2 separate regions of the Homo sapiens genome follow, and region 2 is linked to region 1. The links are chromatin loops, found by intact Hi-C in ENCODE. Cell type or tissue: heart left ventricle. All regions are shown on one strand. Each heading gives the region's core, and the rest is flanking DNA. Links, peaks and the distances in the headings are about the cores only.

Region 1 (15,300 bases), core at 3,060-11,059:
TTTCCAACTCATTCTATGAGGCCAGTACTACAGACAAAGATATCATAAAAAAGAAAACTACAGACCAATAGTCCCTATGAATATAGGCACAAAAATTCTCAAAAAATATTAGTAAAAAGATTCAGCCACATATAAAAAAAGATTATATGCCATAATGAAATCCAATGGAATTTGTCCCAAGAATGCCAGGTTATTCAAGCATGCAAAAATCAATGTAATATACCACTTTAACAGAGCAAAGGGCATAACCAACATAATCAACTCAATAGACACAGAAAAAAAAATTGACAAAAATCTGTCAACCTTTTATGATAAAAACACTCCTCAAATTAAGAATAGAACTTCCTCAACCTAAAAAAGCACATTTATGAAAAATCCCGAGATAACATCATACTTAATGGGAGAAATTAAAAAGTTTTCCTTTAAGATCAGGAGCAAGACTATTTCCTGGTAAATTTTTCCTCTCCTCCGTGTTTGAGTTCTATCCATTTCACATTTCTATTACCGAACGTGTTTATTTCTTCTATGTTTTTTCCAGCCATTATTGGCAGTTTTGTCTATTTTAATGGTATTTTTAAAATACAAACTTTTAGTTTTATTTGGCAATTTTAGTGTTTCTTTTTTTCTAATTCACTAATTTCAACTACTTTCTTCAATTATCCTCTACTTTCTCTTTACTTACTTTGCTGTTTTGTTCCAGTTTCTTAGGTTCAAGCCTTAGTTAATTTGCTTTCAAGTATTCACATGTATATATTAAAGCATTGGTAAGAATTTATTTACAACTGTTCATTATAGAGATGTTGATGTCCCGAGCAATAGTGGTCATGATCCCTAGATGTGGAGGAAAGAAGGGGGGAAGGCTGAGGTTAATCAGTAGGGTTCTGGTAAAGCATGGTCTTTCAAGCTACATGGCTGGGTACCCAAGAACTTAACTGTTCTGCTCACAAGGCTGATTCTGGATGCACCAGAACTCTGCCCAGGCTTAAGCCCTGGAAAGATAAAAATCAGAGATATGAATTCAACTCCTCACATGAGAAGGACAGCTAACCCTTCAGATATTTCAGTCAAGTCCGGGATTCTTCTATCTGCTGTCTGCAACATCATGAAGCCTGAATGGGCTCACTTTTCTCTATGGCTCCTCATCTTGTCCATGCTTCTCCACACACCTTCAGGGAACATATTTCCTCCACAACTCAGAAAACAGTTACGTGAAAGTGGACATCTTGGAGGTAAAGAAAAACAGAAAGGGCAGACCAATGTGACACTGTGAAGGAGAGGGAGGTCTGGGCAGCCTGGGTGATGTTGCTGCCAGTAATTAGAATCAAGTCTCCTTTTTATCTCAAACCGTATGGCTCTAGGACATCTGATTCAGAGAATTACATTGAGTTTCCTCTATGGAGTGGAGAAGGAGGAAGACAGAAAGCAGAATCAACTTAAGTTTTAACCATGAGATTTCAGTATAAGAGTGGGGGTTATGAAAATGGGATTGATTTCAGAGGTGTCCAAGAAATTCCTTTGTTGGGGTGTGTGTCTGTACATTAGATGAGTTTTGAGTCTATTCAACACATATGTGTAGAACCACTATGTTATATTCCACTGATACAGATATGCAGAGGCCATCATTCCCCCATATATGTATAGAGCACTCCTATCCTACTTATTTAAATTAATTTGTTCTTCATTCAAATTAACATGAGCATCTGTGAAACACTCAAGGCAAAAGGGGCAAGTTCCCAATCATGGATAAGAATTGCAGTTGGGCGGCCAGGCGCAGTAGCTCACCCTTGTAATCCCAGCACTTTGGGAGGCCAAGGCAGGCGGATCACCTGAGGTCAGGAGTTTGAGAACAGCCTGTCCAATGTGGCGAAACCCCATCTGTACTAAAAATACAAAAATTAGCCGGGTGTGGTGGCGCATGCCTGTAGTCCCAGCTACTTGGGAGGCTGAGGCACAAGAATCACTTGAACCCAGGCAGCAGAGGTTGCAGTGAGAGCCGTGATAGCGCCACTACACTCCCTCCTGGGCAACAGAGCGAGGCTCCATCTCAATTAAAAAAAAAATTTAAAAAAGAATTGTAGTTGGGCTTCAAGAAGACTAACATTAACTCTTTCTCTGTCTCCAACTCAGTCATCATGGCTTCTGCTCTAACCACTTAATCTCCATGGTCTCAGTAAAACCAGGTGAGTCTGGATGGGTAGGCAAAAGTGGGGCTGGATAGGAGAGGAAATAGACTGATGGAGGAAAGGAAGATCTGCCAGAGTGGACATTTTAAACCTGTCCTTCAGAGTAGGTGTAGTGGGTGAGAGGTCTTTTTAGCTTGTGTATTTGCACAGACTCTGGCGGGCAGAGAGGAGAGAGTGAAAGTAAGGGCTCTGAACTATGTCCTTGAGGAAGCTGATGAGTTGTTCACTTCCAGTGACATGGGAAGCATGTGGAGTCAAGAAATGGGATATCTTTACTGCGAAAGATGAAGGAAACCTCAGGTCTTTCTTGTTCTCAGCTCTAAAATAGTATAAGAACCTCATTGTGCTTCTCTATTTCTGTGTCATGGACCCAGTCTGTAGTCTGGAACAATTTCCCCATATGCTTAGGGAACTCTGTCTTGTTCCCCAGGGGTAAAATTAGTTAGATTTATGTGGGTTGGAAGTTTTAGTAGTCTGAGCCTGTGAGAACAAGAATGCCAAAAGAGTAGTAAAGAAAACCTGACTCTGGAATTCTCATTCACAGAATACTGCAACTATCCTCTGAAGAAGGGCACCTGTAATTCATATTTGACCAGATTCTACTACAACACTTTGACATTTTTATGTGAGCCCTTTGTCTTCAGTGGCTGTGGAGGCAACAGAAACAACTTTAAACAGAAATATTTCTGTGAAAAAATGTGTATTACTGAAAAGTAAGTCTCTGGATATCTTACCCAACCCTCAATGACACCAAACACTAGGGATCAAAGCTTTTTAAGGAAAAAGGAAATGAAAGGCAAGGGCAATGAGCAGGGAGGCAAGAAATTATACCTAAGTTAGGGATAGCCTGTCATAGGTATTAATTTCTCAGGTCACTTAAATGTCACTATAATCAGTCATAGGCATAAGTTTTTCAGGTAACTTAGTTTAATAACATTCTTGAAATTGTGAAAATTGAAGTTCAGCCAAGCACAGTGGTGTGCACCTGTAGTCCCAGCTACTTGGGAAGCTGAGGCAAGAAGATTACTTGAGCCCAGCATTCAAGACCAGCCTGGGCAATACAGCAAGACTTCCATTTAGATAGATAGATAGATAGATAGATAGATAGATAGATAGATAGACAGACAGACAGACAGACAGACAGACAGACAGACAGATAGATATAGATAGCCAGGCGCGGTGGCTTATGCCTGTAATCCCAGCACTTTGGGAGGCTGAGGCGGGCGGATCATGAGGTCAGTAGATCAAGACCATCCTGGCTAACATGGTGAAACCCCTTCCCTACTAAAAATACAAAAAGTTAGCTGGGCACGGTGGCACACACCTGTAATTCCAGCTACTCAGGAGGCTGAGGCAGGAGAATCGCTTGAACCCAGGAGGCAGAGGTTGCAGTGAGCCAAGATCATGCCACTGCACTCCATCCTGGGCAACAAGAACGAGACTCTGTCTCAAAAAAATAAAAATAAAAATAAAAATAAAGCTCAGAGAGGCTACTGATTTGCCCAAATTCACTCAGAAGAAGGACATGGATCCAGAGCTCCTAGCTCCCCACCAGCATCTCAGTACTACCAGGATGGCATCAGCTTTTTGAGATTGTGTTCAACATCTTATTGTTTCACAGTTAAATGGAAAGCTATGAGAATGTCAGAAGAGTAGGAGAAGACAAGGATCATGGTTTAGTATCCACTATAAAGAATAGCTAAACAATGGTCTTACACGCAAGAGCAGAGATATCACTTTATTCATCTGTATATTCTCAAAGTCTAGTACTATGTTTGCCCATTAATATTTTATGGATAGATGCATGGGTCAGGAGGAATATTAGTATTAAAGAGAGCTGTGAAGTTCTGCTGAGATGTTAAGGACCCATTGTTTGGGTCCTTATTGATACCAATGGCCATAATAATCTCTAAATTTATTTATTCATTAACAGGGACCAAAGTCAATAGGGCCTTAATATGACAGAAGGAGGAAACAAGGAAAAAGGAGTATGCTCTATGAAAAATCATGCCAAAGTTATTCTGAGAAAATAAATTGGATTATTTCTAAAAGATTTTTGAATTCTGAATTCTTTCTAATTTCCTTGCCCAGGTTTACCTTTCATACTAATTAGATATATAAAACTTTAACTGAAAATTTTCTGTATGTCAGCTCTGGTCTGAATTTATTCATCTCTCCCATTCTAGATTCTTCCAACATATACTGCAAATGACCTCTCTGCAGGGACCAACCTATCCATGTAATGCATCAGTGTATGTAAAGGCAATCATTATTGATATCTCCTCGGCATGACATGCCAAAACTGAGTTTCTTTCTGTATTTTGTCACTGACTTCAGTGGGATTTGCATGTAGGTGGCACCAAGATAATCATTATTAAATTCTTTCACCTGCTCCAAATCAAAGGGCATTCAACCCACAAAAGTGATCATATTCTAGGGAAATATCTTCAGTGCCCTAGCTACAAGCCATATGGAAATTGTGACTTTACAGCTGAGAGCTATGAGTCTTGAACCAAAGTGAACCTCTACTCTCAGAGCATGAAGGGCCACTCCCTTCTTCTCTGTCTTATTCATATTCTTGTCAAGGACTAAGCCTCACAAATGAATCTATTGATATAAATAGCTTATGCCAGTGTTCTAAGGGCCATAAACAGTAGAATAAACTGAAGCTCAGAGTGAAGCCACTTGTGGGTATTCTAGCTCGATCTCAACACTGGCAACCCCTAATCCTGAATTATGGGCATATCCTAGGAGAAATCATGGGAATTAGCAAAAAGTATGTGTTAAAGATGTCACCTAGTTCTGCTTCCAGGAATTACTCCTGTGCAAAAAAGGGACAAAGGAAACAAGAATGTTCTGGTAGCTTCTAGGTATTGAGGCAAAGTCTAGAATCTCAGACCATGCTGTGTCTTGGGCCTGAATGTCATGGTGCCTATTCATGGATTCTGAAGATTTTCCTTCCTCTGATTACTGTAAAAAACAGTGTTACATAAACAAGATTCAAGTGCAATTTTTTAAGTCTTTCAAAACTATAGTCTAGTCCAAAGAATTAATATAAGTAAAATATTCTCTGGAGACAAAGAATTACCGACAATGATGACCCAAAGTTCATTCTAGCCTCAAGTTTTCAGATTTCTTCTGGGCACTTGAGTAATTGCCCAAGTTTCTTTCTCAATCAATCCTATATTTGCATCTAAGAAAAAGGTATGTGTGTACTGTCTGTAGTGCTGAAGGAATATTTTATAATTACCCACAAAGATTAGTAAAAAGGCCCAAAGATATATGTGCATTGCAGACCTTCATAGAAAACCACATACCCAAGGACTAATACAGGACACAAATCCACAAGAAACCCAAGTGGATTTCACATTAAATTCAAGTGAGATATTTTGAGGAGAAAGTCACAGATAGAAGAGTAACAAAGATAAAAATATAAACCAAAACCTCAGAGTACAAACCAAAGACAGAATGAAAAGATTTTGGTTCTGACTCTAGCCTCTTCCCCTGAGTCATATCTTACCACTGGAGAAACTGAAAGGAAAAGATCCCATTACATATGAGATGGAAATTAAAAGTGGTTTAAGAAGATTCTGATTTCTCATTTAAAAAGCCCCAAAGAGTAGGCGTAGTGACTCACGCCTATAATCCCAGAACTTTAGGGGGTCAAGGCAGGAGGATCACTTGAGGCCAGGAGTTTGAGACCAGCCTGGGCAACACAGCAAAACTTGTCTATTAAAAAAATACAAAAGATGGCCAGGCCCGATGGCTCACACCTGTAATCCCAGCACTTTGGGAGGCCAAGGTGGGTGGATCACCTGAAGTCAGGAATTCGAGACCAGCCTGGCCAACGTGGTGAAACCCCATCTCTACTAAAAATACAAAATTAGCCAGGTGTGGTGGCGCATGCCTGTAGTCCCAGCTACTTGGGAGGCTGAGGCAGGAGAATCACTTGAACCCAAGAGGGAGAAGTTGCAGTGAGCCAAGATCATGCCATTGCACTCCAGCCTGGGCAACAAGAGCGAAACTCCACCTCAAAAAATAATAATAATAATAATAATACAAAAGGCCAGGTCCAGTGGCTCATGCCTGTAATCCCAGCACTTTGGGAGGCCAAAACAGGCGGATTGCTTGAGTTCACAAGTTCAAGACCAGCCTGGACAACACGGCAAAACTCCATCTCTACTTAAAATACAAAATTGGCAAGGCATGGTGGTACATGCCTGTAGTCCCAGCTGCTTGGGAGGCTAAGGTAGGATGCCGGCCTCAGCCAGGAGACAGAGGTTGCATGAGCCGAGATGGCACCACTGCACTCCAGCCTGGGCGATAGAGCCAGATCTTGTCTCAAAAAAAAAAAAAAAAAGGTGGTGGGGAGAAGAAAAAAAATTGTAATACAAAAGATAAACAAAACAAAAAGTTGTTTTTTTGGAAAGATAACAAAACTGGCAAACCTTTAGCTAGACTAACCAAGAAAAAAATGAAGACCAAATAAATAAAATCAGGGATGAAAAAGGACACATTACAACTGATACCGCAGAAATACAAAGAATCACTAGAGACTTTTTTTTTCCCCTGAGATGGAGTTTTGCTCTTGTTGCCCAGGCTGGAGTGCAATGGCACGATCTCAGCTCACTGCAACCTCCACCTCCCGGGTTCAAGCGATTCTCCTGCCTTAGCCTCCTGAGTAGCTGGGATTACAGGCATGTGCCACCACACCCAGCTAATTTTATATTTTTAGTAGAGACAGGGTTTCTCCATGTTGGTCAGGCTGGTCTTGAACTCCCGACCTCAGGTGATCCACTCGCCTCAGGCTTCCAAAGTGCTAGGATTACAGGCGTGAGCCACCGCATCCGGCCTGGATCATTAGAGGCTATTATGGAAAACTACACACCAACAAATTGGAAAACTAAAAAGATAAATTATTTGACACATACAACTTACCAAAATTGAATCATAAAGAAACAGAAAACTTAAACAGGCCAACTATGAGTAATGAGATGAAAGCAGAAATTAAACGTATCTCTTTAAAGAAAAGCATAGGACCTGATGGTTTTACTGCTGAATTCTACCAAATATTTGAAGAAGAATTAATACAAATTCTACTCAAATTATTCTAAAAAATTGAAGAGGGAATACTTCCAAACTCATTCTACAAGGCAAGAAGTACCCTGTGGCCAGGCATGGTGGCTCACGCCTGTAATCCCAGCACTTTGGGAGACTAAGAGACCAAGGCAGGTGGATGACTTGAGGCGAGGAGTTCAAGACCAGCCTGGCCAACATGGCGAAACCCTGTCTGTACTAAAAATACAAAAATTAGCCAGGGAGGTGGCGCATGCCTGTAATCCTAGCTACTCAGGAGGCCAAGGCATAAGGATCGCTTGAACCCAGGAGGTGGAGGCTGCAATGAGCCAAGATCGTGCCACTACACTCCAGCCTGGGCAACAGGGCGAGACTCTGTCTCAAAAAAAAGATCATTCACCATGATCAAATGGGATTCATCCCCAGATGCAAGGATAGTTCAACATATACAAATCAATAAGCGTAATACACCCCATCGACAGAATCAAAAGAGCCATATGATCATTTCAGTAGATTGTGAAAGAGCATTTGATAAAATTCAACATCCCTTCATGATAAAATTCTCAAGAAATTGGATATAGAAAGAACATACCTCAATGCAATAAAGGCCATAAGTGACAAGCACATAGCTAATACCATACGGAATGGGGAAAAACGGAAAGCCCTTTCCACTAAGGTCTGAAACAAGATAATGATGCCACTTTCACCACTGTTATTCAACATAGTACTAGAAATCCTAGCCAGAGCAATTAGGCAAGAGAAAGAAATAAAGGGCATCCAAATTGGAAAGGAAGAAGTCAAATTAGCCTTGGAAACACATGACATGATCTTATTTTTAGAAAAACCTACCCCACCAAAAAATTCTTAGAACTAATCAACAAATTTAGTTTAATTGCAGGATACAAAATCTACATACAAAAATCAGTAGTGTTTCTATATGCTAACAATAATCAATCTGAAAAAGAAACCAATAAAGCAATCTCCTTTACAATAGCTACAAAAAAAAAAAACCTAGGACAAAATTAATTAGAAGATCTCCACAAGGAAAACTATAAAATACTAATGAAAGAAACTGAAGAGTACACCAAAAAATGGAAAGATATCCCATGCTCATAGGTCAGAAGAATTAATATTGTTAAAATGCCCATAATATCCAAAGTGACCTTCAGATTCAATACAATCTCTATTAAAATATCAATGGCATTCTTCACATAAACAGGAAAAAAAAATTCTAAAATTTGTATGGAACGACAAAAGACCCCGAATAGCTAAAGCAATCCTGGGCAAAAACAACAAAGCTGGAGGTATCACACTACCTGAATTCAAATTATACAACAAAGCTATAGTAACCAAAACAAAGCTATAGTAACCAAAACAGCATGGTATTGGCACAAAAACAGACACATAGACCAATGGAACAGAATAGAAAACCCAGAAATCAATGCATGCACATATAGACAACTCTTTTTTTTTTTTTTTTTTTTTTTTTGTGAGACGGAGTCTTGCTCGGTCACCCTGGCTGGAGTGCAGTGGCGTGAACTCAGCTCACTGCAAGCTCTGCCTCCCGGGTTCACGCCATTTTCCTGCCTCAGCCTCCTCAGCAGCTGGGACTACAGGCGCACGCCGCTATGCCCGGCTAATTTTTTTGAGACAACTCATTTTTGACAAAGGTGCCAAGAACATATATTGGGGAAAGGACAGTCTTGTTAATAATTGGTGCCGAGAAAGCGGGATATCTATATGCAGAAGAATGAAACTAGATTGCAATCTTTTACCATATGCAAAAATCAAATAAAAATTGATTAAATACTGAAATCTAATGCCTGAAACTACAAAACTAGAAGAAAACATTAGTCAGGACATTGGTCTTGGGAAAGATTTTCTGGGTAAGACCTCAAAAGCAAAAGCAACAGAAGAAAAAACAAACAAATGGGATTACATCATTAAAAAGTTTCTACAGCCAGGCGCGGTGGGTCACGCCTGTAATCTCAGCACTTTGGGAGGCTGAGGCAGGTGGATCACCTGAGGTCAGGAGTTCAAGACCAGCCTGGCCAACATGGTGAAACCCCATCTCTACTTAAAATACAAAAAATTAGCTGGGTGTGGTGGTACACAACTATAATCCCAGCTACTTGGGAGGCTGAGGCAGGACAGTCGCTTGAACCTGGGAGGTGGAGGTTGCAGTGAGCCGAGATCATGACATTGCACTCCAGACTGGGGGAAAAAAGCAAGACTTCATCTCAAAAAAAAAAAAAAAAAAATTTCTGCATGGCAAAGGCCAGTTGCCTTTAATCCCCTATAATCCCCACACTTTGGAGGCCAAGGCAGGCAGATCACCTGAACCTGAGGTGGAGAGTTTGAGACCAATCTGGGCAACATGGTGAAACCCTGTCTCCACTAAAAATATAAAAATCAGCCAGATGTGGTGGTGCACACCTGTAATCCCAGCTACTCGGGAGGCTGAGGCACAAGAATCACTTGAACCCAGGAAGTGGAGGTTTCAGTGAGCCATGATTGCAGCACTGCATTCCAGCATGGGCGACAGCGTGAGACCCTGTCTCAAAAAAGAAAAGACAAGCTACAGGATGGAAGAAAATATTTCCAAACTACCTCATCAACAAGGGACTAGGCTATGCACAGTGGCTCACACCTATAATCCCAGCACTTTGGGAGACAGAGGCAGCAAGATCACTTGAGGCCAAGAATTTGAGACCAGTCCGGGCATCATAGCAAGACTCTGTCTCTACAAAAAAAAGGCAACAACAGGAATTAAAAATATATAAGAAACTCAAACAACTCAATACCAAAAAAAAAAAAAAAAAAAAATCTGGCTGGCACAGTAGTTCTCGCCTGTAGTCCCAGCACAAGGCCAAGGCAGGTGGATCACTTGAGGCCAGGAGTTTGAGACCAGCCTGGCCAACATGGCGAAACCCTGTCTGTACTAAAAATACAAAAATTAGCCAGATGTGGTGGTGCATGTCTGTAATCCCTGCTACTTGGGAGGCTGAGGCAGGAGAATCATTTGAACCCAGGAGGCAGAGGGCAGAGTTTGCAGTGAGACGAGACTGGGCCACTGCACTCCAGTCTGGGCAACAGAGCAAGACTCTGTGTCAAAAACATATATATATATATGCGTATATATACGCATATATATACATATAAGTATGCATATATATATGTGTATATATATGCATATGTATGTATATATATCTGTATATATATGCATATGTATGTATATATATCTGTATATATATGCATATATACATGTATATATATATCTGTATATATATGCATATATACATGCATATATATGTGTATATACATACAGATATATATATACACACACATATATACATATATCTCAAATAAAGAGACATTCTTGGGCAAAGGGGATTTGTCCCAGTGGTCTTGACAGTGCCACAAATCATTTTAACACTTTTGGGTATAGCCAGAACCATCCTAGTGGTCTGAAACACAAAAGTGAGGCCCAGACTACTTAGGGAGATCAGGCTGGGTGCCAGAAATTAAAAGGATAGGAGCCAGAGACAGGTAAGCAGAAAGTTTACAAGAAAAAAAAATGGAAGATGAACAAAGACCCTAGGCCTCTGCCAGGTGGGCTGTGAGAGAAGAGGTTTCAAAAGAGGAAGAACTTAAGATGACATTCTTACAGACAGACCCCTGGCCATTGCAGAAGCATTTCTGGGCTCCTTGGCGCCCCCCAGTCCAGGAGGCACTGCAGGACACAGGAGGCCTTGGAGCTCATGGGCACCAGAGCCCAGGCTTCCATGTAGCTGAGATACGATCTGGCACTGCAGTCCTCAAGGTCTTGCAGGGGCCCTCTGACCCCCGGTTCCAGCCCTGGGACACAATTGCCCTGCTACATGCTTCCTTTCTATAATTAAAGAAGGAAACCCTCAGGGCACCCCACTCCACCACTCACCTCTCGCCAGGGACCAGGTACCAGGGTGGGTGTCCTCTTCCTGAAAAAGAAAGGCTTAGATGAAGCAGTCCCTTGTGAAACAGGCAGCCATTAGCACCAGGGCCCAGCCTAGGTGAGAACTCTCAGGCCCTGCCTGGCAGCCCACAGCCAGGCATGGTTGAGATACCAAGTTACTCTACAGATGTCTTTGTTTTTTGTTTTTTTTGAGTCAGAGTCTCACTCTGTTGCCCAGGCTGGAGTGCAGTAGCGTGATCTCGGCTCACCGCAACCTCTGCCTCCCAGGTTCAAGCAATTCTCCTGCCTCAGCCTCCAGAGTAGCTGGAATTACAGGCGCCCACCACCAAGCCCAGCTAATTTTTGTGGGGGTTTTTTGGGGTTTTTTTGTTTGTTTGTTTTTGAGACAGAGTCTGGCTCTGTCACCCAGGCTGGAGTGCAGTGGCGCAATCTCGGCTCACTGCAAGCTCCGCCTCCCGGCTTCACGCCACTCTCCTGCCTCAGCCTCCTGAGTAGCTAAGACTACAGGCACCCACCACCACACCTGGCTAATTTTTTTTTTGTAATTTTTGTAGAGACAGGGTTTCACCTTGTTAGCCAGGATAGTCTCAATCTCCTGACCTCGTGATCCACCCACCTCAGCCTCCCAAAGTGCTGGGATTACAGGCTTGAGCCACCGCACCCGGCCAATTTTTGTATTTTTAGTAGAGACGGGGTTTCACCATGTTGGCCAGGCTAGTCTCAAACTCCTGACCTCAGGTGATCCACCCGCCTCAGCCTCCCAAAGTGCTGGGATTACAGACATGAGCCACCGTACCCAGCCTGCATTTTTTTTTAAGCATTAGGTTGGTGAAAAAATATTTTGATTTTTTTTAAAACAAGCAAGCATTACTTTTGTGATCTTTTAAAACTGATTGGATGAAAAAATGGAAAATGTAACATAAGAAGTGTCAGACCTCTGAGCCCAAGCTAAGCCATCATATCCCCTGTGACCTGCACATACACATCCAGATGGCCGGTTCCTGCCTTAACTGATGACATTCCACCACAAAAGAAGTGAAAATGGCCTGTTCCTGCCTTAACTGATGACATTGTCTTGTGAAATTCCTTTTCCTGGCTCATCCTGTCTCAAAAAGCTCCCCTACTGAGCACCTTGTGACCCACCCCCCAACTCTGCCCTCCAGAGAACAACTCCCCTTTGACTGTAATTTTCCTTTATCTACCCAAATCCCATAAAACGGCCCCACCCTTATCTCCCTTCACTGACTCTCTTTTCAGACTCAGCCCGCCTGCACCCAGGTGAAATAAACAGCCACGTTGCTCACACAAAGCCTGTTTGGTGGTCTCTTCACACGGACGCGCATGAAATTTGGTGCCGTGACTCGGATTGGGGGACCTCCCTTGGGAGATCAATCCCCTGTCCTCCTGCTCTTTGCTCCGTGAGAAAGATCCACCTATGACCTCAGGTCCTCAGACCGACCAGCCCAAGAAACATCTCACCAATTTTAAATTGGGTAAGCAGCCTCTTTTTACTCTCTCCTCCAACCTCCCTCACTATCCCTCAACCTCTTTCTCCTTTCAATCTTGGTGCCACACTTCAATCTCTCCCTTCTCTTAATTTCAATTCCTTTCATTTTCTGGTAGAGACAAAGGAGACACGTTTTATCTGTGGACCCAAAACTCCGGCGCCGGTCGCAGACTAGGGAAGGCAGCCTTCGCTTGGTGTTTAATCATTGCAGGGATGCCTCTCTGATTATTCACCCAGGTTTCAGAGGTGTCAGACCACGCAGGGACACCTGCCTTGGTCCTTCACCCTTAGTGGCAAGTCCCGCTTTTCTGGGGAAGGGTAAGTACCCCAACCCATTCTCTCTGTGTCTCTACCTCTTCTTTGCCTTTCTGGGGGGCAAGAAACCCCCAACCCCTTCTCCTTCACCCTTAGCGGCAAGTCCTGCTTTTCTAGGGGAGGGGCAAGTACCCCAACCCCTTATATCTCTGCACCCCGATCCCTTATTTCCACGCCCCAACCCCTTATATCTCTGTGCCCCAATCCCTTATTTCCACGCCCCAACCCCTTATATCTCTGCTCCCCGATCCCTTATTTCCGTACCCCAACCTCTTATATCTCTGCACCCGATCCCTTATTTCCACACCCCAACCTCTTATATCTCTGTGCCCCGATCCCTTATTTCCACACCCTGACCTCGTATCTCTGTGCCCCAACCCCTTTCCCACTTTTCTGGAGGGTAAGAACCCCCGAACCCCTTCCCTCCGTGTCTCTACTCTCTCTTTTCTCTGGGCTTGCCTCCTTCACTATGGGCAACATTCCACCCTCCATTCCTCCTCCTCCTTCTCCCTTCCTGTGTTCTTAAGAACTTAAAACCTCTTTAACTTTCACCTGACCTAAAATCTAAGCACCTTATTTTCTTCTGCAACACCACTTGACCCCAATACAAACTTGACAATGGCTCTAAATGGCCAGAAAACAGCACTTTCGATTTCTCCATCCTACAAGACCTAAATAATTTTTGTGGAAAAATGGGCATTTTTCACACTTCGTTCCCTCCCTAGTCTCTGTTCCCAATACGATTCCTCCCAAATCCTCCTTCTTTCCCTCCCGCCTGTCCCCTCAGTCCCAACCCCAAGCGTTGCTGAGTCTTTCCAGTCTTCCTTTTTTCTACAGACCCATCTGACCTTTCTCCTCCTCCCCAGGCTGCTCGTCGCCAGGCCAAGCTAAGTCCCAATTCTTCCTCAGCCTCCGCTCCTCCACACTATAATCCTTCTACCACCTCCCCTCCTCACACCCGGTCCAGCTTACAGTTTAGTTCTGCAACTAATTCTTCCCCACCTGCCCAGCAATTTCCTCTTAGAGAGGTGGCTGGAGCTGAAGGCATAGTCAGGGTACATGTACCTTTTTCTCTATCAGACCTCTCTCAGATCAGTCAGCATTTAGGCTCTTTCTCATCAGACCCCACTAAACATATACAGGAATTCCAATATCTAACTCTGTCCTACAATTTAACCTGAAGTGACTTAAATGTCATCCTGACTTCTACCCTCTCCCCAGATGAACAGGAAAGAGTTTTTTCTCTAGCCCAATTTCACACTGATAACCGCCGGCTTCGTGAACCTGACCTCCAGGAAGGCAGTAGAGCAGTTCCCCGAGAGGACCCCCAATGGAACTATAAGGCAGATTCCCCAGGTACAGCTAGGCGAGATTACATGGTTTCCTGCCTAGTTGAAGGGCTTAAAAAGGCAGCTTACAAAGCTGTTAATTATGACAAGCTTAAAGAAACTACCCGAGGTAAAGATGAAAACCCAGCCCAGGTCGTGGCCCGCTTAGCAGCAACCCTTACACACTTTACCGCCCTAGACCCAGAGGGGCCAGAAGGCCGCCTTATTCTTAATATGCATTTTATCACCCAATCCACTCCTGACATTAGGAAAAAACTTCGAAAATTAGAATCGGGCCCTCAAACCCCACAACAGGAATTAATCAACCTCGCCTTCAAGGTGTACAGTAATAGAGAGGAAGCAGCCAGACGGCAACGCATTTCTGAGTTACAATTACTTGCCTCTGCTGTGAGACAAAACCCAGCCACACCTCCAGCACACAAGAACTTCAAAATGCCTAAGCCGCAGCAGACAAGCATTCCTACAAGACTTCCTCCATCAGGATCTTGCTTCAAGTGCCAGAAATCTGGCCACTGGGCCAAGGAATGCCCGCAGCCCAGGATTCCTCCCAAGCTATGTCCTATCTGTGCAGGGACCCACTAGAAGGCAGACTGCCCAGCTCGCCCGGCAGCCACTCCTAGAGCCCCTAAAGCTCTAGCCCAAGGCTCTCTGACCGACTCCTTCTCAGATCTGCTCGGCTTAGCGACTGAAGATTGACGCTGCCCGATCACCTCGGAAGCCCCCCGGACCATCATGGACGCCAAGCTTCAGGTAACTCTCACAGTGGAGGGTAAGTCCATCCCCTGTTTAATCGATACGGGGGCTACCCACTCCACGTTACCTTCTTTTCAAGGGCCTGTTTCCCTCACCCCGATAACTGTTGTGGGTATTGACGGCCAAGCTTCAAAACCCCTTAAAACTCCCCCACTCTGGTCC
Region 2 (15,300 bases), core at 2,827-10,826, 280 kb before region 1:
TTGGTTGAAGCAATCACAGACCAACTCAGATTCAAGGAATGAGATACAAACCCCACTTCTCTATAGGAAGGTGATATGGTTTAGCTTTGTGTCTCTATCCAAATCTCATCTTGAATTGTAATCCCCAGGTGTTAAGGGAGGAACATGTTGGGAAGTGATTTAATCATGGGGGTGGTTTCCCCCATGCTGTTCTCATGATAGCGAGTGAGTTCTCACGAGATCTGATGTTTTTATAAGTATTTGGAAGTTCTTCCTTCGTTCACTCTTCTCTTTCCTGCTGCCTTGTGAAGAAGGTGTCTGATTCCCCTTCTGTCGTGATTGTAAGTTTCCATGATTGTAAGTTTCTGCTATGATTATAAGTTTCCTCCCCAGCCATGAAGAACCATGAGTCAATTAAACCTATGTCTCCATAAATTATGCAGTCTCAGGTATTTATAGCAGTGTGAGAAGTGACGAATATAGAGGGGTATAAAACAACTGTTGACATGTTTAAAAACTGCTACAACACTCTTGGCCTCAGGGTAGGAAAATCTCATGGGTCTCATGCTTCCCTTTGGGATGAATATGGCTTTCATGGCAGTTGTGGGTACCCATCCTTTCCATCCTAGGAAGGACCAGAAAAATTGGGTTGTCATCCTGCTAGTAGACGAATTAGTAACCATGGAAATGAGTCCAAGCTCATACTACTCACTGCATGACATTCAATAAGTTGAGAGACAAGGTATTGGGGTACTGAAGGCAACTTTATTTCAGAAAGCCAACAAACTGAGAAGATGGTGAACTAATGTCCTAAAGAAACATCCTAAGTTAATAGAATTGTAGGCTCTTTTTATGTTGGGAAGGGGAAGAGAAAGGGGTTTGAGATCAAGAGGTGATCAAGGATCACAGACATCTGGGTGGCAGTGAGGGTCCAAGGGGGTGTGGTGAAACTTCTTTGTCCTTGGTCAGGTCACAATGCTCCTATAAATCATCTTTAACACAATATTGTTACTTGTGTATACACCCTCCTTATCTCCTCTGGGGTTAATTTGGGGAAGGGACTATTAGCAACCTTGCTTTAAACTATAAACTAAATTTCTCCCATAGTTAGCTCAGCCTATGTGTAGAAATGAGCAAAAGCAGTTAACCTAAAATATGTCACCACAGGAGTGGGGTAGGAGTTTGGGGCAAAATAGAGCTAGTTTTTGCTAAGCCTCCTTTTTTACTGCTACAACCTCACAGCTTCTCCCTGTGACTTTATCTTAGGGTGGAAAGTCTAATAAATCAGACCTGTCTCCCGATGTGATGGACTGACCAGTACCCAGTAATTCATGATCTTTTGCCTAATAAAAGGAACCACTACTATCAATGCTTTGCTAAGACAACTGCAAAAATCCTCTTACTACTAGTCCAGTTTCCATAGCTGTCCTCTTACAATGCATTCTTCAGAGCTGCCAGAGGGATTTTCAAAAATTATAAATCAGATGATTTTGTCCCCCAATCTCCCAGCTTTTACTAGCCCATGGCTTCCCATTGCACATAAAAGATATGTTGCTTTTCATAGCCTTCAGGGTCCTTCATGATCTTGTTCTTGCCTAGCTCTTTGATTTCATCTCCCTTGATTTTAACTCTGCTCCAGCTATACTGGTTCTCTTACTCTTCTTGGCATTCATCAGGCTTCTTCCTGCCTTAGGATCTTTGGACTTGCTTTAACCTTTTTTGGTAATGCTCAGCCCCAGATGATGTTGTAGATAGATGTTACACATCATTCAAGTCTCAGCTGTTGATAAAGAAGACTCTTGGGGTGAGCTTGATCAAGGAATGTTTGATGAGACAATGAGCCCAGGGAAGGTTTGTGCAGCATGAAGTAAGTAATGTAGCTGGAAATAAAAGTTGGTATCAGTCAAAAAGGCAGGCTAAGGAGTTCAGCCTTTATCCTGAAGGCAGTGAAGATCCAGTAGAATTTACAGTCAAGGAATTAACTCGACAAGTGCACTGTTCTAGGAAGATTATTTGGTTTAGGGCTGGACCTGAGCCACTTCAAATAGACAAGCTCTGCTTTTCATGGGTTTTTGTGCAGAGACCATGTGTATTTTTTTTTTTTAATGAGGATTTGGTTTGAACATTATTGCATGTATGCCACAAGGATCTTAACTGTGAGTTAGAAGAGAATGAGAGCTGAGAGAAGTCCACTGGATTTGGAAATGAGGAACTTGGTGGTTACACTGGTATAGGGAGTAAGATCTCTTTGGTTACTAGCAACAGAAACCAACTCTGGCTGTTGTAAACAGAGAAGAAATTTATAAAAATGGGATGTAGTCGGCATCCATTCTCCTTTCCTAATAATATCTCTAAGTTAGCCAGAGTTGAATTTTACTGCTTGCACCCAATAGCACTAATTGATTCAGTTTAGCTCTCAGAACTGAAGGAAAGGCTAAAAGAACACAGCTTGGAAAGAATGGTAAAGTCAGAACTGAGTTCTTCCCAGGACACCTCTGAGTTAGCTCCATAAATTTTCAGGTCTTTTATCATTCATTGCTCAAGATTACAGTTCTAGGAACAGTATTTGATTGGCCACTCTGCCTGGGGGTAGGGCAGACACATTAATTGACAGTCTCCCTGGCCCCACCTGTCTTGGTCTGGAGGAAGTTATTTCCTCCAAAGCAAACTCAGGGTGATTTATCAGAAAAAGGACAAATGAATGCTAGGTGACAAAACAAAATAGTCAATATATCCAAAGAGAGAGGTTTCCATGGAATGAAAGGAAGTTTGACTGAGTCCAAAAGTCTAAAAGGAGAGGCCCATTGCATGGTTAAAGGCACCTTTTTTGTTCCTGGAAACTTCTTAAATCTTCACCGTTAACTTGTTTACAGTCATTTTAGAGTGGGCATGTCTACAGCTAATTGACATCATCTACCACTATAAACTTTTCCTTCTTTCCTTTCTGCTTCTTTTCTTCCTCCTCTTCCCTGATATATATTTTTTTACACTCATGAAGTCAAGTCCAAAACTTTGGATGCATCATCTACGTTAACCTCAGATAGATCTGTGTGAATGTGTATAATATTGAAATAACTGGGACAACACAAGTAATTTGGCAAGAGTCTTCCCTCTGATTTACTGGCTGTGTTTCCTCCAGCAAGTCACTTTGCTTAGCTGAATCTCAGTTTCTTAACGTGTAAAATGGGAGTAATAATACTTAATCCATAAGATTGCTAAATACATATAAGCTATCTTTCACCAAACACTTACTATGTGCCCACTCCAGAGGTCACAAATTTAAATGTCCTCCTGGGGTCAGGTGAGCACTGTGAATGGAACTAGTTGCAGAGAGGGAGGATGGTGGTGGTGGGGATTATGGGAAACTGGAGGGAATGCTTCCCTCATAGAAAAAGAGTAGCTGTACTTAGGTTCTGGTTTTCAAAGTATGGTCCCTAGCCCTGCAGCATTGGCATCACCTGGAAACCTGTTAGAAATGCAAATTCTCAGGTTCCAGACCTACTAATCAAAACTCTGGGGATGGGGATCCTGCAATCTGTATTTTAATAAGCCTTCCAAGTGATTCTGATGCATGCTTAGGCTGGGCACTGTGGCTCACACCTGTAATCCCAGCACTTTGAGAGGCCAAGGCGGGCAGATCACCTGAGGTCAGGAGTTCGAGACCAACCTGGCCAACATGGTGAAACCCCGTCCCTACTAAAAATACAAAAATTAGCCGGGTGTAGTGGCGCCTGTAATCGCAGCTACTTGGGAGACTGAGGCAGGAGAATCGCTTGAACCCAGGAGGCAGGGGAAGGGAAGGGAAGGGGAGGAGATGGGAGGGGAGGGGAGGGGAGGGAAGCCTGGGGGACAGAGCAAAACTCAGTCTCAAAAAAACAAAAACAACAAAAAAAATGATTCTGACGCATGCTCAATTTTGAGACCTGCTGCTCTAGCTGATGGTTGTTATATCTAAGATTGCAGGACTGTGTTGCCAGATCTTTTACTTTTTCCAAGAGAAGCTAGAGGTTTATTTTTATATGAAATTCGCTACTTTTAAATCTTGGCAACTAATTTAAAAATTTAAAACATACTGTGTAGTTAATAATGTATGTGCTCTAGCCAGATTTGCAACCTCTGATTTATGCTTTTTCCTTTAACCCTTATAATAATCTTATAAAACCCTTATAATAATCATCCAAGACTGTTAGGATGATACACAGTTTATGCAGGAAGAAGATGCAGGCCCAAAACATGAAGTGTTTCTCTAAGTCACATAGCCAGAAAGTGGCCATGGATGCATTGTCCCTGATTGGGCATGGATGCATTTGGTTCTAAAGCCTCTGCCCTTTTAAATGATGTAAAGAGAATATCTATAACTATACCTAGCACGGAACTTGGCACCACAAAAGCTAAACATCTGATGCCATTGACTGATGAAAATTCCTTCCCCATCCTTCTGCCTGGCCCTGCCACTCTCCCTCAGTCTGTATTCCTGTAAGAGAGAGCCAATCAATAGGGTGCTCATAAGGGCCTGGGAGGAGCAAGGCTGGGCAGTTTCCTGGCCCAGGGAGCTGAATAGGGCCCGGAAGAAAGCTGTTGGCAGCAGTGCCTGGGGCTGAATGTACAGTAGCCAGCTGGGTCCACGGGCTAAAAACTGGCTGCTCACCCCAGTGTTCTCTTTGTGCCCTAGACTGGGTTTCACTAGCCTGTTATGGGCTGTGTTCCCACCTGGCTCCTGCCCTCATTGTTGACTGAGCTCAGAGTAAATAGCCCTGGCCCCTCCCAATAACGTCCCCAGTCCCCAAGTTGAGCATGAGAAGCTGGGGGAGGTGTTCTCAGCATCCATTTTGGGGACAGTGGCCAGATGTACTCACATCACCAAACCCTACTCACCTGTCACTATCATCCCAGTGTTCACTGCCCCAGGGCCCCTCTAGCCTCCAGCAGCAAAGACCTCCTGGGGCTTCTAGAACCTCAGATCATTGGAGCAGGAAGCACTTCTTGTCTAACTCCCTGGGTAACTCTGTTTTGGCACTTAACCCCCTGGATTCTAAAGCTTCATTTATACTTATTGGTCTCCTTCGTCACAGGAGACACTTATCTGTGGAGCACTCATGGCCATGTATCCAGTACCTATCATGGGTCAGGCCTGGAGTCCCTGTGTCAATCAGTGTGGATCTACTCTCAATGCTCCCAGTGAGTACATGGTTGTTCCGTGGCAGGAACGTTGCATTTGTGTTCTCACTGAAGTCCCATATAGGTGTCATTTTCACTGATGATGTGGCAGCTCAGATCCAGGAAAGGATTCATTCCAGGGCCCTCAGGTGGGAAGTGGTGGAGGTGGGAGTCAGACCCCAGACCCTGTCACCCCTTCAAGACCAGTGCTGGAGGGCCCCTTTTGACGACTTTCTCTTCACCAAGCGTCTTGCCCTGCATATGTCACACAGTAGGCACCCAGTGAATATTTACGACGGAATGGAAAAAACAAGGGCCTGGAGGGAGAGACCTGGGTTCAAAACCTTATTTGTACAGCTTTGCAGGGGACCTTGTGGTGGAGGTGCGGTCCTAAATCCCTAAACACTCAGTTCCTTTGTCATATACAGCTGATAACAGTAACTCCCCGGTCAGAGGACCGGCGACAATTCCTTGAGACAAGGAGCACAGAGCCTGGCACAGTCAGCCCTGATCAGGGGCCGGTAGGACAAAGAGAGGGAGACAGAAACACACACCCAAACGGCTTGAGACTGCTAGGTGCTTCACCTTCCTGGGCCTGTTTCTGATGAGGAGGGTTTGTTTATTAATAATAAGTGCTATTTCTGTAGCCCCTACTATGTGCTCTGTATCACTACCCTAGCCCTCCATCAAGAGGGATCTGCCCTCTCATCTGGCTGACCCCAAATCGAACCCTTTAACCCGCATGCTCTACTGCCTCCCTGCGGGCCCTGCCTTATCCTCCTCAACCGCCCACTGGGGACACTCTGGAGAAACCTCGGAGTCTTGGAATAGAAACCCAGGAGCCCTGAGCCTTGGCCCTCAGGCCCCAGGAGGGAGGTCAGGAGGGAGGCGTGGACAAGGGTCCGGCCGTAGCTGGTCCCGTCCTGGAAGCTGCTTAAGTTCCTGGTTCCCACCGGGGCCAAGAGTGATACCTGATCCTGGGGGATTGTGAAATGACCTCATGTGGCAGCCCGCCCGCGGTGCCCGCAAAGCCCTCCACCCTCCCCTTCCCCGCTCGGCTCCACCCCTACCCCACGCCCCCTCCCGCGCGCGCGGTTAAATCCCCGCACCTGAGCATCGGCTCACACCTGCACCCCGCCCGGGCATAGCACCATGCCTGCTTGTCGCCTAGGCCCGCTAGCCGCCGCCCTCCTCCTCAGCCTGCTGCTGTTCGGCTTCACCCTAGTCTCAGGTGAGTGGGGCGGGGAGAGGCCCGGCGCCTAGAGGGGCCGAGCCACGAGCGCCAGGATGGAGCCAGGCGGAGGCGTAGCCTCTGGAGGCTGGGGAAGTGGGAATTCCGGGGGCGGAAGTGGCGGGGACCCTTGGAGCCTAGGGTGTGGGGTCCAATGTGCTGGAGGTGGAGAGACCACTGATGGCTGCAATTTGGGAGGATTCTGTGCTGAACGCGGACACTCCGTGGCTGCAGTGGGCTGGGGGTGGGGGCTGCTCTGCCTCGACCTCGGAAGCTCCGAGACGCTCAGCTGTGCGGCGTCCCCTAGGGCTGAGATCTGAGGGCCCCGACGCCAAGGGTTAGGGAGCTCTCGTACTCCCAGGGGTCAGGGACTCCTGGTCTGGAAGAAGGAGTCTCTGGGGGCTGTAAGGGGACTCCTAGGGCCAGAGACTGAGAATTCCTTGGGGTTAAGGTTTGGAGCAGGAGGTGGGCATCCTCTGGGGCTGGCGCTACGCCCCACCCTCGACTGTCCCGGGCCTCCCCTCCCAGGCACAGGAGCAGAGAAGACTGGCGTGTGCCCCGAGCTCCAGGCTGACCAGAACTGCACGCAAGAGTGCGTCTCGGACAGCGAATGCGCCGACAACCTCAAGTGCTGCAGCGCGGGCTGTGCCACCTTCTGCTCTCTGCCCAATGGTAACCCCACGGCGGCCGAGCGGGAACGGGGCGGGGCCGCGCTGGGCTGGGAGGAGGTGGGAGGGCCCGGGTTCCGGGAACAGGGGCGCCCCCGGACCCGGGGACCCCCGGGAAAGTCAAGGCGGTTGAAACCAGATCCGTCAGTCCTCTCCCTCGCACGGCCCAGGGGTAGACAAAGGCGTCGTTGAAACGCAGCCAAGGGGGGGTCCCCACCCCTAGCTGGGATTCGAGTCTCTGGTGCATGACGGGCTTCCGGGCACGCACAGCCGGGACATTGTTCCCCGCGGCCTGGGGACCCGGGGCCGCAGTTTCCTTCTCGAACCGGCCGAAGCCTGCCCTGCGGGAAAGCCCGGAGCCTGGGGCGCTCACCTCTCCTCTTGGAGTCCCTCCCTGGGGGCCTCCCCCAGCCCTGGGGAAAGACTGGGAGAGCCTGGCCTGGCAAGATTTTCCCCAATTCCTCTGTCCAGGCGGAAAGGAACTTTACAGATTTAGGAAAATGCCCCGCTCATCTTAAAGATGTGTAAGGGAGCATCGGTGAGAAAAAAATGTTCTTGCCCAAGGTCACACCGCCATCCCATGGCTGCTGGAGTCATAGTGAGGGTTCAGCTTTTGCCTTTCAGGCCAACTGGCTGAGTGATTCGAAGAAAGTGAGGAATCCTCCCTGGACACTGTATCGCCCTTCGTCGTCTTTCAGTCAATCTCTTCCACTCTAAGGATTGAGTGAGCGCGAGCTGGGGACTCTCTCAAAGGTGCTTGCTGGAGCTGCAGTCTCCACCAGGCTATCAGAACAGGGGGTGGCTTAAACAGCATGGAATCTCAGCTTTCCGTTCTCCAGAGGAAAATGCTGAGGATTAGAGGCAGGGATAGGACCTGGAGAGAACCAAGGTACTGTAATGATGTTCTTTATCCAGAATACAGCCCCTGTGACTTTTCCTCTCTGTTATTTCCTTGAAGATGCCAGCACAGGCTGGGAAGGTTTGTAATACGGTGACCCAAGACACCGATCAGCAGGGAGGTGGTAAGTGGAGGGGGACTGGCAGCCCACCAAGGGCAGCTTCAAGGTCATGAGTCCCCTCCTCTGGGCCAGGGAGAGGAGGACCAGAAGGAGAGAGGAAGATTTGGAGAGAAAGCAGGCAGCAGCCAGATGAGAGAGGTGGAGGAGCAAAGGAGGGAGTCTTTGCTGTTTGATGGATGAAGAATTTGTTCCCTTATCTCAGATGGACAGACTGAGGCAGGAAGAGGGACAAGGTCAGATGGCCTCCTGAGCCAGGGAGGCAGCCTGGAGGTTTGAATCCTAGTTCTGCCATTTTCTAGTTATGTGATCCTGAGCATGTTGTTTACCTCTCTGAGCCTCTGCTCTAAGATGGGAATAATTCCAAACTCTATAGGATTGGCATGAGGACTAAATGAAATAATGCATCTAAAGTGTCTATTAGTGAGAAGATACTCCATACACAGTGGCTTGTTTTGATCATAAATGGTTCCCTATTTATTTCCAGGGCAGCCCAATATTACAGGTTCCTACTCCTTTCAAGAGAATGAATTTCTTTGTATTAGGAAGTCAAGACTGTTGGCAACTTAACAACATTTTTTTTTGTATTTATGCTTTAAGTTCTGGGGTACACGTGCAGAACGTGCAGGTTTGTTACATAGGTATACATGTGCCATGGTGGTTTGCTTCACCCATCAACCCGTCATCTACATTAGGTGTTTCTCCTAATGCTATGCCTCCCCTAATTCCCAACCCCCCGACAGGCCCTGGTGTGTGATGTTCCCCTCCCTGTGTCCATGTGTTCTCATTGTTCAACTCCTACTTATGAGTGAGAACATGCGGTATTTGGTTTTCTGTTCTTGTGTTAGTTTGCTGAGAATGATGGTTTCCAGCTTCATCCATGTCTCTGCAAAGGACATGAACTCATCATTTGTTATGGCTGCATAGTATTCCATGGTGTAGACGTGCCACATTTCCTTTATCCAGTCCATCACTGATGGGCATTTGGGTTGGTTCCAAGTCTTTGCTATTGTGAACAGTGCTGCAATAAACCTATGTGTGCATGTGTCTTGGGCATTTGCGTTGGTTCCAAGTCTTTGCTATTGTGAACAGTGCTGCAATAAACCTATGTGTGCATGTGTCTTTATTGTAGAATGATTTATAATCCTTTGGGTATATACCCAGTAATGGGATTGCTGGGTCAAATGGTATTTCTTGTTCTAGATCCTTGAGGAATGGCCACACTCTCTTCCACAATGGTTGAACTAATTTACACTCCCACGAACAGTGTAAAAGCATTCCTATTTCTCCACATCCTCTCCAGCATCTGTTGTTTCCTGACTTTTTAAGGATCTCCATTCTAACTGGTGTGAGATGTTATCTCATTGTGGTTTTGATTTGCATTTCTCTAATGACCAGTGATGATGAGCATTTTTCATGTTTGTTGGCTGCATAAATGTCTTCTTTTGAGAAGCATCTGTTCATATCCTTCGCCCACGTTCTAATGGGGTTTTTTTCTCGTAAATTTGTTTGAGTTCTTGTAGATTCTGTATATTAGCCCTTTGTCAGATGGATAGAGTGCAAAAATTTTCTCCCATTCTGTAGGCTGCCTGTTCACTCTGATGATAGTTTCTTTTGCTGTGCAGAAGCTCTGTAGTTTAATTGGATCCCATTTGTCAATTTTGGCTTTTGTTGCCATTGCTTTTGGTGTTTTAGTCATGAAGTCTTTGCCCATGCCTATGTCCTGAATGGTATTGCCTAGGTTTTCTTCTAGGGTTTTTATGGTTTTAGGTCTTACATTTAAGTCTTTAATCCATCTTGAGTTAATTTTTGCATAAGGTGTAAGGAAAGGGGTCCAGTTTCAGTTTTCTGCATATGGCTAGCCAGTTTTCCCAACACCATTTATTAAATAGGGAATCCTTTCCCCATTGCTTGTTTTTGCCATGTTTGTCAAAGATCAGGTGGCTGTAGATGTGTAGTGTTATTTCTGAGGCCTCTGTTCTGTTCTGTTGGTCTATATATCTGTTTTGGTACCAGTACCATGCTGTTTTGGTTACTGTAGCCTTGTAGTATAGCTTGAAGTCAGTTAGCGTGATGCTTCCAGCTTTGTTCTTTTTGCTTAGGATTGTCTTGGCTATGTGGGCTTTTATTTGGTTCCATATGAAATTTAAAGTCGTTTTTTCTAATTCTGTGAAGAAAGTCAGTGATAGCTTGATGGGGATAGCATTGAATCTATAAATTACTTTGGGCAGTATAGCCATTTTCACGATATTGATTCTTCTTATCCATGAGCATGGATTGTTTTTCCATTTGTTTGTATCCTCTCTTATTTCGTTGAGCAGTGGTTTGTAGTTCTCCTTGAAGAGGTCCTTCACCTCCCTTGTAAGTTGTATTCCTAGGTATTTTATTCTCTTTGTAGCAATTGTGAATGGGAATTCACTCATGATTTGGCTCTCTGTCTATTATTGGTGTATAGGAATACTTGTGATTTTTGTACATTGATTTGTATCCTGAGACTTTACTGCAGTTTCTTATCAGCTTAAGGAGATTTTGGGCTGAGATAATGGGGTTTTCTAAATATACAATCATTTCATCTGCAAACAGGGACAATTTGACTTCCTCTTTTCCTAATTGAATACCCTTTATTTCTTTCTCTTGACTGATTGCCCTGGCCAGAATTTCTAATGCTATGTTGAATAGGGGTGGTGAGAGAGAGCATGCTTGTCTTGTGCCGGTTTTCAAAGGGAATGCTTCCAGCTTTTGCCCATTCAGTATGATATTGGCTGTGGGTTTGTCATAAATAGCTCTTGTTACTTTGAGATACCTTCCATCAATACCTAGTTTATTGAGTGTTTTAGCATGAAGGGTGTTGAATTTTATCAAAGGCCTTTTCTGCATCTATTGAGATAATCATGTGGTTTTTGTCATTGATTTTGCTTATGTGATGGATTACGTTTATTGATTTGTGTATGTTGAACCAGCCTTGCATCCCAGGGACAAAGCCAACTTGATCATGGTGGATAAGCTTTTTGATGTGCTGCTGGATTTGGTTTGCCAGCATTTTATTAAGGATTTTCGCACTGATGTTCATCAGGGATATTAACCTGAAATTTTTTTGTTATTGTGTCTCTGCCAGGTTTTAGTATCAGGATGATGCTGGCCTCATAAAATGAATTAGGGAGGAGGCTCTCTTTTTCTATTGTTTGGAATAGTTTCAGAAGGAATGGTACCAGCAACTCCTCTTTGTACCTCTGGTGGAATTCGGCTGTGAATCTGTCTGGTCCCAGACTTTTTTTGGTTGGTAGGCTATTAATTACTGCCTCAATTTTGGAACTTGTTATTGGTCGATTCAGGGATTCGACTTCTTCCTGGTTTAGACTTGGGAGGGTGTATGTGTCCAGGAATTTATCCATTTCTTCTAGGTTTTCTAGTTTATTTGCGTAGAGGTGTTTATAGTATTCTCTGATGGTAGATTGTATTTCTGTGGGATCAGTGGTGATATCCCCTTTGTCATTTTTTATTGTGTCTATTTGATTCTTCTCTCTTTTCTTTATTAGTATGGCTAGCAGTCAGACTATTTTGTTGATGTTTTTCAAAAACCCAGCTTGTGAATTCATTGATTTTTTTTGAAGGGTTTTTCATGTCTCTATCTCCTTTAGTTCTCTCTGATCTTAGTTATTTCTTGTCTTCTGCTAGCTTTTGAATTTGTTTGTTCTTGCTTTTCTAGTTCTTTTAATTGTGATGTTAGGGTGTCAATTTTGGATCTTTCCTGCTTTCCCTTGTGGGCATTTAGTGCTATAAATTTCCTTCTAAGCACTGCTTTAGCTGTGTCTCAGAGATTCTGGTATGTTATGTCTTTGTTCTCATTGGTTTCAAAGAACTTATTTATTTCTGCCTTGATTTTGTTATTTACCTAGTAGTCATTCAGGAGCAGGTTGTTCAGTTTCCATGTAAGGTTATGCGGTCTTGAGTGAGTTTCTTAATCCTGAATTCTAATTTGATGGCACTGTGGTCTGAGAGACTGTTAGGATTTCCGTTCTTTTGCATTTGCTAATTAGTGTTTTACTTCCAATTATGTGGTCAGTTTTAGAATAAGTGTGATGTGGTGCTGAGGAGAATGTATATTCTGTTGATTTGGGGTGGAGAGTTCTGTAGATGTCTATTAGGTCTGCTTGGTCCAGAGCTGAGTTCAAGTCTTGGATATCTTTGTTAATTTTCCGTCTCATTGATCTGTCTAATATTGACAGTGGGGGTTAAAGTTTCCCACTATTATTATGTCGGAGTCTAAGTCTCTTTGTAGGTCTCTAAGAACTTGCTTTATGAATCAGGGTGCTCCTGTATTAGGTGCATATATATTTAGCATAATTAGCTCTTCTTGTTGCATTGATCCCTTTACCATTGTGTAATGCCCTTCTTTGTCTCTTTTGATCTTTGTTGGTTTAAAGTCTGTTTTATCAGAGAATAGAATTGCAACCCCTGATTTTTTTTTGCTTTCCATTTGCTTGGTAAATATTCCTCTATCCCTTTATTTTGAGCCTATGTGTCTTTGCACTTGAGATGGGTCTCCTGAATACAGCACACCAATGGGTCTTGACTCTTTATCCAATTTGCCAGTCTTTGTCTTTTAACTGGGGCATTTAGCCTGTTTACATTTAAGGTTAATATTGTTATGTGTGAGTTTGATCCTGTCATTATGATGCTAGCTGGTTATTTTGTCTATTAGTTGATGCAGTTTCTTCATAGTGTCGATGGTCTTTACAATTTGGTATGTTTTTGCAGTTGCTGATTCCAGTTGTTCCTTTCTATGTTTAGTGCTCCTTTCAGGAGACCTTGTAAGGCAGGCCTGTTGATGAGAAAAATCCCTCAGCATTTGTTTGTCTATAAAGGATTTTATTTCTCCTTCATGTATGAAGCTTACTTTGGCTGGATATGAAATTCTGGGTTGAAAATTCTTTAAGAATATTGAATATTGGCCCCCACTGTCTTCTGGTTTGCAGGGTTTCTGCAGAGAGATCTGCAGTTAGTCTGAAGGGCCTCCCATAGTGGGTAACCCAACCTTTCTCTCTGGGTGCCCTTAACATTTTTTTCTTCATTTCAACCTTGGTGAATCTGATGATTATGTGTCTTGGGGTTATTCTTCTCAAGGAGTATCTTTGAGGTGTTCTCTGTATTTCCTGAATTTGAATGTTGGCCTTTCTTGCTAGGTTGGGGAAGTTCTCCTGTATAATATCCTGAACAGTGTTTTCCAACTTGGTTCCATTCTCCCCATCACTTTCAGGTACATCAATCAAACATAGGTTTGGTCTTTTCACATAGTCCCATATTTTTTGGAGGCTTTGTTCATTCATTCCTTTTCATTATTTTTTCTCTAATCTCATCTTCATTCTTTATTTCATTAAATTGATCTTCAATCTCTGATATCCTTCTTCTGCTTGATCAATTCGGCTATTGATACTTGTATAGGCTTCATGACGTTCTCGTGCTGTGTTTTTCAGCTCCATCAGGTCATTTATGTTCTTCTCTAAACTGGTTAATCTAGTTAGCAATTCCTATAACCTTTTTTCAAGGTTCTTACCTTTCTTGCATTGGGGTTAGAACATGCTCCTTTAGCTTGGAGGAGTTTGTTATTACCCACCTTCTGAAGCCTACTTCTGTCAATTTGTCAAACTCATTCTCCGTCCAGTTTTGTTCCCTTGCTGGCGAGGAATTGTGATCCTTTGGAGAAGAGGTGTTCTGGTTTTTGGAATTTTCAGCCTTTTTGTGCTGGTTTCTCCCCATCTTCGTGGATTTATCTACCTTTGGTCTTTGATGTTGATGATCTTTGGATGGGCCTTCTGAGTGGACGTCCTTTTTGTTGATGTTGATGCTATTCCTTTCTGTTAGTTTTCCTTCTAACAATCAGGCCCCTCAGCTGCAGGTCTGTTGGCGTTTGCTGGAGGTCCACTCCAGACCCTGTTTGCCTGGCTATCACCAGCAGAGGCTGCAGAACAGCAAAGATTGCTGCCTGTTCCTTCCTCTAGAAGCTTTGTCCCAGAGGGGCACCCGCCAGATGCCAGCCAGAGCTCTCCTGTATGAGGTGTCTGTCAGCCCCTGCTGGAAGGTGTCTCCCAGTCAGGAGACACGGAAATCAGGGACTCACTTGAGGAGGCAGTCTGACCCTTAGCAGAGCTCAAATGCTGTGCTGGGAGATCTGCTGCTCTCTTCAGAACCGGCAGGCAGGCTGAAGCCACATCCACAGCTGCCCCTTCCCCCAGGTGCTCTGTCCCAGGGAGATGGGAGTTTTACCTATAAGCCCCTGACTAGGGCTGCTGCCTTTTTTTCAGAGATGCCCTGCCCAGAGAGGAGGAATCTAGAGAGGCAGTCTGGCTACAGCGGCTTTGCCGAGCTGTGTTGGGCTCTGCCCAGTTTGAACTTCCTGGTGGCTTTGTTTACTCTGTGAGGGGAAAACTGCCTACTCAAGCCTCAGTAATGGTGGACGCCCCTCCCCCTACCAAGCTTGAGAGTTCCAGGTCAACTTCAGACTGCTGTGCTGGCAGTGAGAATTTCAAGCCAGTGGATGTTAGCTTGCTGGGCTCCATGGGGGTGGGATCCGCTGAGCTAGACCACTTGTCTCCCTAGCTTCAGCCCCCTTTCCAGGGGCGTGAATGGTTCTGTCTCACTGGCATTCCAGGCACCACTGGGGTATGAAAAAAAAATCCTGCAGCTAGCTCAGTGTCTGCCCAAATGGCCACCTAGTTTTGTGCTTGAAACCCAGGGCCCTGGTGGTGTAGGCACCCAAAGGAATCTCTTGGTCTGTGGGTTGTGAAGACCGTGGGAAAAGTGTAGTATCTGCTCCAGAGTGCACTATTCCTCACGGCACAGTCCCTCATGGCTTCCCTTGGCTAGGGGAGGGAGTTCCCTGACCTCTTGTGCTTCCCAGGTGAGATGATGCCCTACCCTACTTCTGCTCGCCCTCCGTGGGCTGCACCCACTGTCTAACCAGTCCCAATGAGATGAGCCACGTACCTCATTTGAAAATGCAGAAATCACCTGCCTTCTGCATTGATTCACTGGGAGCTGCAGACTGGAGCTGTTACTATTCGGCCATCTTGAAAGCTGAACCTAAATCTTTTTTTTTTTTGAGATGGAGTCTCGCTCTGTCGCCCAGGCTGGAGTGCAGTGGCATGATCTCAGCTCACTACAACCTCTGTCTCCCAGGTGCAAGCGATTCTCCTGCCTCAGCCTCCCAAGTAGCTGGGATTACCGGTGCATGCCACCACGCCCAGTTAAC

What was found. Peaks named below come from ENCODE experiments on the same cell type or tissue, not always from the same donor. Only the 100,000 strongest peaks of a DNase experiment are listed, where the experiment ranks them.
Region 2: a loop joins it to region 1, with 4 times the contacts of the local background. A loop is called at or near these places in 4 of 110 quality-filtered maps.

Annotation. Positions count from the first base shown.
Region 1 is chr20:45,747,193-45,762,492 of GRCh38, forward strand. LOC124904915 (a long non-coding RNA gene) reads left to right here and starts at 14,869. Exons shown (of 2, transcript XR_007067610.1): 1 at 14,869-15,135. It also overlaps the pseudogene SPINT5P. In heart left ventricle, for the core only: no CTCF peak of the experiment used is centred there; no DNase peak of the experiment used is centred there.
Region 2 is chr20:45,463,494-45,478,793 of GRCh38, forward strand. WFDC2 (WAP four-disulfide core domain 2) reads left to right here and starts at 6,260. Exons shown (of 4, transcript NM_006103.4): 1 at 6,260-6,367; 2 at 6,896-7,039. The coding sequence starts at 6,289. RefSeq lists silencers at 6,925-7,114, 7,135-7,184. In heart left ventricle, for the core only: a CTCF peak has its summit at 7,612; DNase peaks (open chromatin) are centred at 6,310, 7,068 and 7,183; H3K4me3 peaks cover 1,700 bases; H3K27me3 peaks cover 4,745 bases.